3 separate regions of the Homo sapiens genome follow, and all the other regions are linked to region 3. A link is a contact called in ENCODE Hi-C or POLR2A ChIA-PET data. All regions are on one chromosome and are shown on one strand. Each heading gives the region's core, a stretch centred on a gene start or an enhancer-like site at or near the end of the contact. The rest is flanking DNA. Distances are from core to core; before and after follow the strand shown.

Region 1 (3,389 bases), core at 281-2,780, 150 kb before region 3:
CCTCTCTCCTCCTCAGCCTCCTGAAACCCTAGCCATTCTCCCAGGCTTGTCTCAAATGTCATCTCTTCCCCAAGCCTCACATCCACTTCCATTGTTTGCCCCACAGCTTAAAGCAGTGGAGGCCCCAGGATCTCCTCTTCCCCAGTGGCATGGTTGTGGGATCCCACGGCACACAGCTCTTGCCCAAAGGAGCCAGTCCCGTGACGCCAGGGCCAGTGATGGCTCCATTGTGTGGTCACCGCCACTTCCACCTTCCCCACCGCCACCGGGGGCTGGCACTCATCTCGGGAGGTCTCAGGCACAGAGATGGGGCAAAGAGGAAGCAAGAGGCAAGTTCCCTGGTCTAGGTGGGAAAACAGGCACAGGAGCCGGGTCTCAGGTCGGGGGTCCAGTCCTTCTGCAGGCCCAGAGAGCTGGTTATGATGATCATTCCTGTGCTTGCTACTGTATTCCCTGCACCTCAAACTGGCTGGGCACTTGCTAAGGAGTCAGACATTTATCGAATGGATTGGTTGGATGGATGGATGGATGGATGGATTGGTTGGATGGATGGATGGATTGGTTGGATGGATGGATGGATGGATGGATGGATGGATGGATGGATGGATTGGTTGGATGGATGGATGGATGGATGGATGGATGGATGGATTGGATGGATTGGTTGGATGGATGGATGGATGGATGGATGGTTGGATGGATGGATGGATGGATTGGTTGGATGGATGGATGGATGGATGGATGGATGGATGGATGGATTGGTTGGATGGATGGATGGATGGATGGATGGATGGATGGATGGATGGATGGATTGGTTGGATGGATGGATGGATGGATGGATGGATGGATGGATGGATGGATTGGTTGGATGGATAGATGGATGGATGGATGGATGGATGGATGGATGGATCCAAAGCTGCACTTACTCCTCAGTGCCCTGATGGCCCTCGCCTCCAGACAGAACTCCTTTCCCCCAGAGCATCCTTAGACTGAACATCCCAGCCCAGGGGCTCACAGGAGGCAAATTCCCAGCATAGCCCCTGCACTCAGCTTCATCCATTCGGCTCCAGAGCCTCTCCTGGGAGAGGCCAGGCCAGGCCAGGGGGAGGGATGGCCAGGGCAGGAAGCAGGCAGGAGAAGGAGAAACCTTCCCTTTCCCACTTCCCACAGCCCTGGGCCAGGGAGGGGAGGCAGGGATGTCAGAACAAAGAGTGCAGGGAGAGGAAATGACTCCACAAAAGCACAAAGCAGCTGAGATCAGGGGCCTCGGCCACCATCTTAGCAGAACAAGCACTCTCTGAGGCTGGTGGCCAGGAGGGAGAGGTGGCAGCACCACCCCAGCCAGATGTGGTCTCTCCGCATTCCTGAGGAGCCACCACTGGAACCACGTGAGGGACGAGAAGTCTCTGCTGGCCTCTGGGGAAAAGGGGTGGGCAGATTCTATGCCAGTCCCCACCCCCACCCCACTCAGGGCCAGTGCCTCCCCCTCTCCCGTCAGCTCAAGATGACACACAGACCCGCAGGAAAGGGACCGACAAGCCTGCCCTACAGAGGGGCGGAAACCCAAGCTGAAGTCACCAGCAGAGGGGCTGACTCACAGATTTTTCACTTCCTGTGCAGTCAGAAAAAGAGGCTCGAGGCTCCCGCTCAGGAGGAAAGTAGGTGCAGGCCCAGCAAAACAATGAAGCCCTCCAGGGACGAACCTGGGGCTCCTGGAGTGAGCATCCCAAGACACCAGGGCAGCAAGAGACGGGTTCAAATCCTGCCCCATCACTTCCCAGTTGCGTGATCTTGAGCAAGTCAGTTACCCTCTCTGGGCCTCAGTTGTCCCCTCTGTGAGTTGGGAAACCAGCCACCCCCTTTCGAAGGTGGCTGTGAGAACTACAGGAAGGGGATGGTGTGGGTAAAAGCACCCTGGCATCCAGCAGACCATGGGTGTTCAGCAGCTCCACGTCAACGGCACAGCGCATGGCTGCCTCCCACCTCCAGAGTTGGGAGGGAGGTGTGGAAATGGCCCACACCTTGCGGGAAGGCGAGCGGCCGGCACGCCTAGGCCGACTCACTCAGGTGAAGGGAAATGAGCTCAGGTGAGGCTGGGCTGGAGCCCTCAGTGGAAGACTTCATTCTGGGCCAAGCGTGGGCCTGGCCTCTGGCAGAGGGCAGGTGGGGGCAGAGAGCAGCTTCCTTCCCGGCGGGTGGAGGGCTGGCACCTTCTCAGCTCCACCCTGGCCTCGGGGAGCTCACCCCACTGCAGCAGGGCTGGATGCAGGTGGCCAGGGAGCTGTGCTGGAGCCCGGCTGCTCAAACCACAGATTTGGCCCAGCCAATGCCCCTCAGCTCTGCGCTGCCCTAGCTCCTGTGTTTGCCCACCTGCAGATGCACAGAGGCATCCTCACAGCAGAGCCAGGGCCAAGCCTGGGGGCCCCAATCAGCTGTTCTTCTCTAAAATAATATCTGAGCTGGAAGAAGAGGCTGCAGGCACAGTGGTAGACCAGGGGAGCCCTTTCTGCAAATGCAGTTTTGCAGAAGCTGATGGATTGGGAAGACCAGAGCAGGCTCCCCGGTGGGGTCAGGGCTGCGTGCCCCCAACAGCCTCCACTTGCTTCTTCTGAGCCCTTCTAGAGAACCTGAAAACCACAACCGAGTCAACTTCCTCCTTGCACACCATCCCCCTCGAATACCACAGACAATTCATATTTAAGGCAGAAAGAAAATCCGATAAGGGAGTGGGAGTGGGGCAGGGCTGGGAATACAATGTGGAAATCCCGCCACCACTGCTAACACAGGGCTCACCTCCTGGGCAGCTCAGCACTGATGCACGTGTGGATGCCTTGCCTCCTGACTTTCTCTCCCACATGGCACGCTGCAAGCCCGTCTTCTCCCCCGAAAATGGACAGCCAATAAGCTCTAGCCCCTGCGCATGAAAGAGGCCCCCTCCTGCCTGCCCCAAGCCCCACCCCCTGGGGACACCTGGCACCACCTCTTGTGGCCTCCCGGCTCCCATCTCCATGGAGCCCCTGATCCCAAGGAAAGGCTGTCTCGCAGACGTGCCCATCAGAGCCCGGCTGCCCAGCTGTACTCTCCAGCTCTCGGAAGGAAAGACAAATTAAATGCCAACTGATTGTCTCCACGGAGGAGGTATTAATTTAATGTGAACACTTAACCAGGGCAGCCGATTCCATTACAGGCGGGCAGTAATGGCCTGAGCAGGACGGAGCACAGGCTGTACACTGAGGATGGGGGCCAGGTTTGAGAAGCCACTAATCAAGTGTGCCCCCAGAACACTGCCACCCACACAGACACACAGAGCTGCTTTCAACCAGAAACGGCAGCCTCCTCCAGGGATCCCAGCGTGCCAGGTCTGCGCAAGGCTGCTCAGGGGAGAGGCAGAG
Region 2 (3,462 bases), core at 567-3,066, 170 kb before region 3:
TTCTCTTTCCCCTCTCAATTCAGGAGGCCTCATAATTCAGAGCATAAATCTGGATTTAGACCAAATGTAATTTCAGTCATATATCTCTGATGGCAGATCGTTTCCCATGATAATACAGGAATGAGACAGTACTTACCGGCTCGGTGTTAGGCCCATGGTGCTTGATTGCTTGATAATCATTATTGTTATCATGGGCTTATCTTTTAGAATATGGATTGCTTTCTACTAGATATTGGAGGGTTTTCCTATGCATTTCTCCCCTATTAAGCCGAAAACTCCTCAAAGGCCCCACCCCATGTAAATTCCCTGGGTACCCCTCATCTCTAGGGTGTTTGGCAGAGCACCAGCTCACAGTAGGCACTCAGTAAACACAGGACTCTATAAGCTCCATCTTCCTGAGTCTCAGAGTGCAGGGAAGGCCTGCAAACGGGATCACACAGGGAGTATGGCAAGTGTGGCCCCAGTCTCAGCCTAGAAGAGGAACCCCTCTGTCCCATGTCCTCTTCCTGCGCCCTTTCCTATCCCCTCTTCACCCACAGAGGACACACAGCAGTGTTGCAACTCACTTGTGCTCAGAGCACCACCATGCCATCCCTTGGGGGAAGGGAGAGGGCCACTGATTAACTCAGAAAGGGCACAGCTCATCAGGAAAGACACTGCCACTAACAGCCCCAGGGGTCAAGCAAACAAACCTCAAATGGGAGGGGGGGCTGATCCACAGGTGGGCAGCCCCACCAGACTAGGAACCCCTCTGGGGCAGGGTCTGTGTCCCACCTACCTCTCCAAACCTAGCTCCGAGCTGGAGGGGCTCTGAGAATATTTGTCATTGAGTGGGCAAGGGTCCAGGCACCTGGCTCCACAATGTCAGGTTTGCAAATCGGGATTTGAAGGGCAGGTCCACCCCTGAACTGCTCCTGGGTTTCTTCATTATTTGGAATAATGACCTGCCTCACAGGAGTGAGAAGTTTAAATAGAGGTGATAATGATGATGATCGTGGCAATAATAATAACCGGGCGCTGCCTTTGTGCTGGGCACTGTTCAGTGCACTCCCCATGTATTAACTCATTTAATCCTCATAAGACACCTGCCAATTGCCCGGCCAGCATTTGGTTCATTATAAGCACTCTATAAATATGATTATTCCACCTACAAGAAGAAAGGAATCCTTTTTTCTGTCCAACATTTAACTTGAAAAAAAAAAAAAAAAACGGGCGGCGGGGTGTGTGGGGAGCGGAAAAGAGAGAGGTAGAAATCCTGGTAGAAGGAGAGGACTCGGGGAATCCGGGGCGGGATGGGGACACTGAACGTGAGACGAGGGTGGGGAAGTGAGATGTGTGGTGTGCTAAAAATAGAAGGGCCCCTCAGGGGAAGCCAGCAAATTGCGAAGATCCAGTATTAGGAGTGAGGTGAGTGACTACAGAGGCTACTTTCCGAGCGTGGGAACCGGCAGGGCCACCGAGGCACCCTACTCGGTCGCAGGATTCGGGAAGAGGGGTCCCCTCGCTAAAGGAAGGTGACTACCTGAGGGAGGAGGCTAAGGGATCTCAGTGGGAGAAAGGCCTGGGTGGGGGTCGGAGGGGAGCCCCTGAGGAACCCGGCGTTGACCGAGGCAGCTTGGGGGTCCGGCAGGGAGGGAGTGCGGCGCGGGGGACGCCCAGTGACTCTCAGGCTCCCGGGCCCCAGGCGCGCGCTCGGGCCGCCCCGGGCCCCGTGCTCACTCACCCGGCCCCGGTCCAGGGGCGGGACAGCAGGGCGCGGCGGAGCGCGGGCGCCGGCAGCAGCATCTCGGGTTAGAAGCGGGGCTGTTCGCTGGATCGTCCGCCCGGGCGCGGCGAGAATGCACAACCCCGTCCAGAGCGCACCACCTCGATCCTCGGGGGGAAACGGATCACCCCGGCTGTCCTCCGAGCTCGGGATCAGCCAAAGTCCCACTATATTTAGCTTCGGCTAATAAAAAATATTTCTAGTGCCATAACGGGGGCATTACACAACACAGGACAAGGGAACCCGAAAGCGAAGTCCTGAAATGCATGCGTTTTCCCCTCCTCTCTTTATGGTATGACCCGGGAGAGAGGGCGTGAACTCTGTCGACCAGTCAGAGTGACACACCAAAGCTTCTGAACCAATCAGCGGGGCGGTCCTGCGGCAGCCTTCCAAAGCGGAGCAGAGAGGGGCTGAATAGAGCCAATGAGATAACCGAAATGGGACACGTGCTGAAGCGGGGCAGAAGGACTCGCTGCGTCCGGCCCTCTGGCGTGCGCCCCGGGTTCGATGGGAGTCCGACTGACTTCTCTCGGGCTGCCGGTGGCTTGTACAAGGCTGGAAACCTGTCCGCTACCAGACTCCTCGACCCCGCAGGGCCACAGCGCGGCCAGCCCCCTGCTTCTTCCCGGGGGCTGCGGCCCCTGGAATGAGCCTGCCTTCCAGCTTCTTGGCCAGGACCCAGCCGCTCTCCACCTACCCTCCAGGCGCGGGGCCGGCCAGCTTCTTAGCTTCCTTGCAGATTACGATCAATGCAAGATAAAACCTGAGCTGGCCAACGCTTAGCTTTTCATTTAAAGCCTTTGGCCGCAAAACCAGTTGTTCCTGAGCCTTTTACCCCCAAGTAAAAATTTCAGCTTTCTTTGCAAAATGTTGTGTGCTTGGTAAACACTAGAATGCTATTTAAAACTTGGATTCTGAAGTCTTCTCTGATGACGAGGTCTCAGGGACCCAATCTATTCCTAAAGTAATGTTACGTTTCCTTACTCTCTGTTCTAATTTGTTTATATTTCTTCCAGCAGCATGAACCGCGCACCTGCTTAGGAGTCAGTTCCCATGCTGATTTTGGTTCCTCAAGCAGGGCACTAGGCAGACTACATATCCTTTCCGGGCCTCAGTTTCCTCATCTGTAAAACGGAAGTAATAGTACCCAACTCACAAAGCCCCCGTGATCTTAAGCCACTTATTTTTCTCCAGATTACACCATTTGAGGTACTTTGGGAGAATGTAAACATTTAAATGAAGAGTAGGAGAGGGAGATTACCTAAATGCCAAGTATTAGGAATGGCAAAAAGCAAATTGGAATTGGTGGCGGCTATTTGTCTTCACCTTTGGAGAAAACCCTAGACAGGTGGGCTCAGTTCACATTTGGGCAATGTTGCCCTGAACATGCCCATTGACAAGAAAAACTAGAACATTGGTTACTGTCAAATCCAGAGCCTGGGAAGGTGACCTCCTGTGGGCACGTTGGAGAGCCTGGAAAAATGGGGGCTTTGTGGTTAAAAGGACATCAGTTCCAAACCAGGCCAAGCCAGTTACTGAGCCTGTGATGTCTCATGTCCTCTCTTCCCCTTCAGTAAAATGTGTGTAATGATTCCTGCTTTGTCATCTTCCAAAGCTTTTATTGTGAGCTACAAATGTAACAGGTGATATGAAATCCCCTATTTTATGGCTAATTAACTAATGAGTTTGAGGGTTTC
Region 3 (3,112 bases), core at 368-2,867:
CTGGCCGCGCTTCAACCAGGCTGCTCCCCACCCTGGAGCCACGCCAGTCCCTCAGAAGCCCGGTGTCCCCAACACAAACACCAAAGTATGCTCGTGCAAGCCAGCACATGCATGCTCTGGCCTGCCAGGGCTTCCAGCTGGGCCCTTGCCACAAACGCCTTTGTCTCTCCAGCTTAGTCCAGGCACGACACTCATGGCTGCTTGTGGCTGTTCGGTCCGAGGCTCTGGGGAGGGATGTGAAATCCTGGCTGTGGAAGTCTACAGGAGCCCAGAGGCCACCCTCAGTCCCAGATGATCTGGCTTGAGGAGTGAGCCACAGAAACTGGACATCCAGACAGGAGAGGCCGACGTCAGTTGGCCGAGTGGCCCGCAAAGAACGAAAGGAGATGGGCATGAGCGAGCCCTCCCTCCCACGAGGTGAGCCTTCTCCCGAAGTCTGGGGAGAGGCCCTCGGGAGTCCTGCTGCCCACGTGTGTAGGGGAGCAGGTCTGAGGCCTCCAGGAGCGGCAGCCACAGTGGTCAGGACACAGCTTCGGAGGCACAAACCTGACAACTCCACAGCCCCTGGCTGGGAGCCCTTGGGCAAGCGGCTCTGGCTCATGGGCAAAGAGATTAGAAATAAGATACACTGGGTGCTTGGCAATGTCAATAGCAGCCACTCTCTTTATCCTGATCCTAAGTCTGCCCCAGGCCCTCTCTTAACATGACAACCCTGGAGAGAAGTCACCAAGGGATTCCCGATTCACAGCAGCATGAGAATGTCAAATGCTCCCCAGGCCTCTGTGGTCCAACAAGACTGTGCCCTACTCCGCGAGCCTTCCTTCAGCCGAGGGCTAGGAAAGCTCTGGGCTCCACGTGTCTTTGGGTTCCAGCTCTTAAGGCCAAAAAATTAAGAGCAAGGCATGGGCTTTGTTTTGGGAAAAATCAGAGCCATCCAATGTGGTGCCCCAACTTGCTGGCCAAGAATAGACAGGTTGCACTTAGCGCTGACAACAGGCCTGGAGACAGCGGGTCTGACATGAGTCTTCCCGGGCTGACGCCGGAAATGGCTGTGCATTCAAGGGAAACCATTTGGCCTGCGCCACTGAGGACGAGTTGAAGCAGCAGGCAACACCTTCCTTTTCAATGTGTGTTAAGTCACTTGTTTATTTCTCAAGATGTGCACACTCAAGTATGAAGCTGGCCGGGACAACTCATGGCTCCTAGGTATGTACAGGCCCTTTGATGGCTTGGGTTACAGACAACCTCATAGCTGGTGCACCACACACACGAGATAAAACAGGAAGCCTAAAAACCCCAAGCCACACCAAGAAAAATGAGAGAGGGGAGGGCGGGGTAACAATGCAGCATCCCGCGGAGGGAACTTAATGCACAAGGAGGGAGAACAGAGGGTGGAAGGCAAGCCAGCTTCGTCTTCGCCGCCGCAGCTGCTGTGTGGTGGTCAGGGGACTGAGTTCAACAGGTCCTTCAGGAAGCTCTCTGGATCGGTGATTTCTGATAAAAGACCTGCAAAGCACAACGGGCAGAGGTGTGTCAGGAGCAGGCATACAGCCCCCATTCCCCCTGAGTCACAGCTGCCGCATCTAGCAGAGAACACACTGCGGTCCGACAAGCTCTGGCCCGGCTGCTCACTGGACAGCAGCATGACCGGGGAGGTAGTCATTGAGCAAAACCCTGTTCCGCAGGAGGAGTCCTGTTCCAGAAGCAGGCACTGCTGGAAGGTGTTTTTGTTCTCACATTTGAATAGGGTGTGTCTGATGTTCTGAAATTTTCTAACAGCTTAAACAAAGTAATAAAGTGGTGCTGTCAAAACCTGACCTAGGAGTGGAAGGCACGGAGGCTCGCTGCCTGGCAAAGGCTCTGGCTCTCCCTGGCTGCAGGCCAGGGGTGCTTGCCAGCAGCTCAGGGCTGATGTGGAGCTCGAGCCCAAGGGACCCTCCTTCCTCTGCCCACCTCCTCCTCCTCTCACTAGCTCCAACTTCCACAGTCACAGTGACACAGGCTCATGCAACAGGCACAGGGCCCAGCACTGAGGACTTTACCAGCCCACCTGGTCCCAGGGCTGACTTTCTGGGAAGAACGCGAGGCATGTGCTAAGGTATGATGCTGGTGAAACATCTAGGCTGAAACAGAGCCAGTGGGAGCCGTAAAGAGGTGGTGGAGTTAACAAACACACAGAGGTGAGCAGTGTTAGCACAGGCCCGCCCAGACGCGGAGGCAGGCACCAGGTCGACGAAGACCATCCCAGCACAGAGCTTCCGCTGAGGACACTGCAAGGGGCAGCCAATGCGGAGGCACAGAGCTGTTTGGGAAAATCGGTCAGCTGGCTCTGAGCTGGGAAGAAAGAGGAATTCACACTGAGCAACACTCTAGCCCTTTAGTGGGTCTCATTCCCAGAGGATAACAAGATAGAGAAAATGTTAGCAGAGGCGTTCTCCTAACAGTGGGATCTGGGGGGAGTTTGTTTTCCTGCTTCTTTATACTTTACAAAATTCCCACAACGAATGCCATAAAAAAATGAAACAAGATCATAAAAAAGAGCTGGCAGGTTTGGTTACCTGTGCGTTGGCTCTGGGGAGCTGACCTTTGTAGGGCGGGTGCTCTGATGGGGGCTGTAATGCCGCGGCGCCCACAACCTCACAGGGCACTGTCTTTTAACCCTAGGTGGATTTCCCAGGCACGGGCCAAGTCACCTCCCCCTGCTGTCACTTGGTGCTTGGTTATGAAATACAAACCAATTCTAATGTGTTTGTTTGCAATTAGAATGACAAATTTGTTACACAAAGAATTTCAATTTTACTAGCAGTAGGATAAGGAATTGTCTGACCACGTCTCCCACACCCACAGTTCAGAGCGGCCCTGCTGGGTCGCCCATGCCTCCCTGGGGTCAACTGTGACCTAAGACGCAGGAGGAAGACAGGGGCATTCCAATTTGCATGTTAATTCTCTGAACTGCCATTAAAAAACAGACTCAAACAGGGATGCTATCACTTTCTAGCTATGTTCCCTTGGCCACTTATTTGATCTTCAGAGCCTCATTTACCCCATCTATAAAATGGGGATAACCAAAGCTCCTGCCTCATATAGGGCTGCCTCGAGGGCTGAGATCACA

The links. Hi-C counts contacts between places; a loop is a spot of excess contacts on that map. ChIA-PET counts read pairs that join two places held with the same protein, here RNA polymerase II (POLR2A). Pooled maps may share reads with other maps.
Region 1: a map of CD8-positive, alpha-beta T cell shows a loop between it and region 3 (12-fold over the local background). The contact joins two enhancer-like sites. A Hi-C loop is called at or near these places in 18 of 168 maps with a recorded cell type or tissue (CD4-positive, alpha-beta T cell, CD4-positive, alpha-beta memory T cell, CD8-positive, alpha-beta T cell and 14 more), 6 of 37 single-sample maps with no recorded cell type and 15 of 50 pooled maps. POLR2A ChIA-PET finds 5 or more read pairs at or near these places in 14 of 52 experiments (CD4-positive, alpha-beta T cell, CD4-positive, alpha-beta memory T cell, CD8-positive, alpha-beta T cell and 10 more).
Region 2: a loop to region 3 is called in a map of CD8-positive, alpha-beta T cell, with 8 times the contacts of the local background. The contact joins the promoter of ALDH4A1 here to the enhancer-like site in region 3. A Hi-C loop is called at or near these places in 46 of 168 maps with a recorded cell type or tissue (CD14-positive monocyte, CD4-positive, alpha-beta T cell, CD4-positive, alpha-beta memory T cell and 32 more), 23 of 37 single-sample maps with no recorded cell type and 30 of 50 pooled maps. POLR2A ChIA-PET finds 5 or more read pairs at or near these places in 14 of 52 experiments (CD4-positive, alpha-beta T cell, CD4-positive, alpha-beta memory T cell, CD8-positive, alpha-beta memory T cell and 11 more).

Annotation. Positions count from the first base shown.
Region 1 is chr1:18,925,246-18,928,634 of GRCh38, forward strand. The region is part of intron 1 of IFFO2 (intermediate filament family orphan 2); the gene reads right to left. Among named protein-coding and RNA genes, the nearest start is that of ALDH4A1, 24 kb to the left of the region's middle. RefSeq lists enhancers at 1,385-1,604, 1,630-2,256, 1,885-2,004, 2,505-2,594, 2,925-2,974. Within about 2 kb of position 1,531, at least 34 of the 41 ENCODE cell types and tissues checked have a DNase peak (open chromatin) inside an H3K27ac peak, as active enhancers do; they include CD8-positive, alpha-beta T cell, sigmoid colon and thyroid gland, where a contact is called at or near this core.
Region 2 is chr1:18,900,739-18,904,200 of GRCh38, forward strand. ALDH4A1 (aldehyde dehydrogenase 4 family member A1) reads right to left here and starts at 1,817. Exons shown (of 15, transcript NM_003748.4): 1 at 1,724-1,817. The coding sequence starts at 1,785. LOC124903866 (a long non-coding RNA gene) reads left to right here and starts at 1,375. Exons shown (of 2, transcript XR_007065519.1): 1 at 1,375-1,514; 2 at 2,072-2,633. RefSeq lists a silencer at 1,584-1,803 and enhancers at 1,884-2,113, 2,053-2,870.
Region 3 is chr1:19,073,391-19,076,502 of GRCh38, forward strand. UBR4 (ubiquitin protein ligase E3 component n-recognin 4) reads right to left here. Exons shown (of 106, transcript NM_020765.3): 106 at 1,120-1,506. The coding sequence ends at 1,442. Among named protein-coding and RNA genes, the nearest start is that of IFFO2, 120 kb to the left of the region's middle. Within about 2 kb of position 1,618, at least 17 of the 41 ENCODE cell types and tissues checked have a DNase peak (open chromatin) inside an H3K27ac peak, as active enhancers do; they include CD8-positive, alpha-beta T cell, breast epithelium, gastrocnemius medialis and 4 more, where a contact is called at or near this core.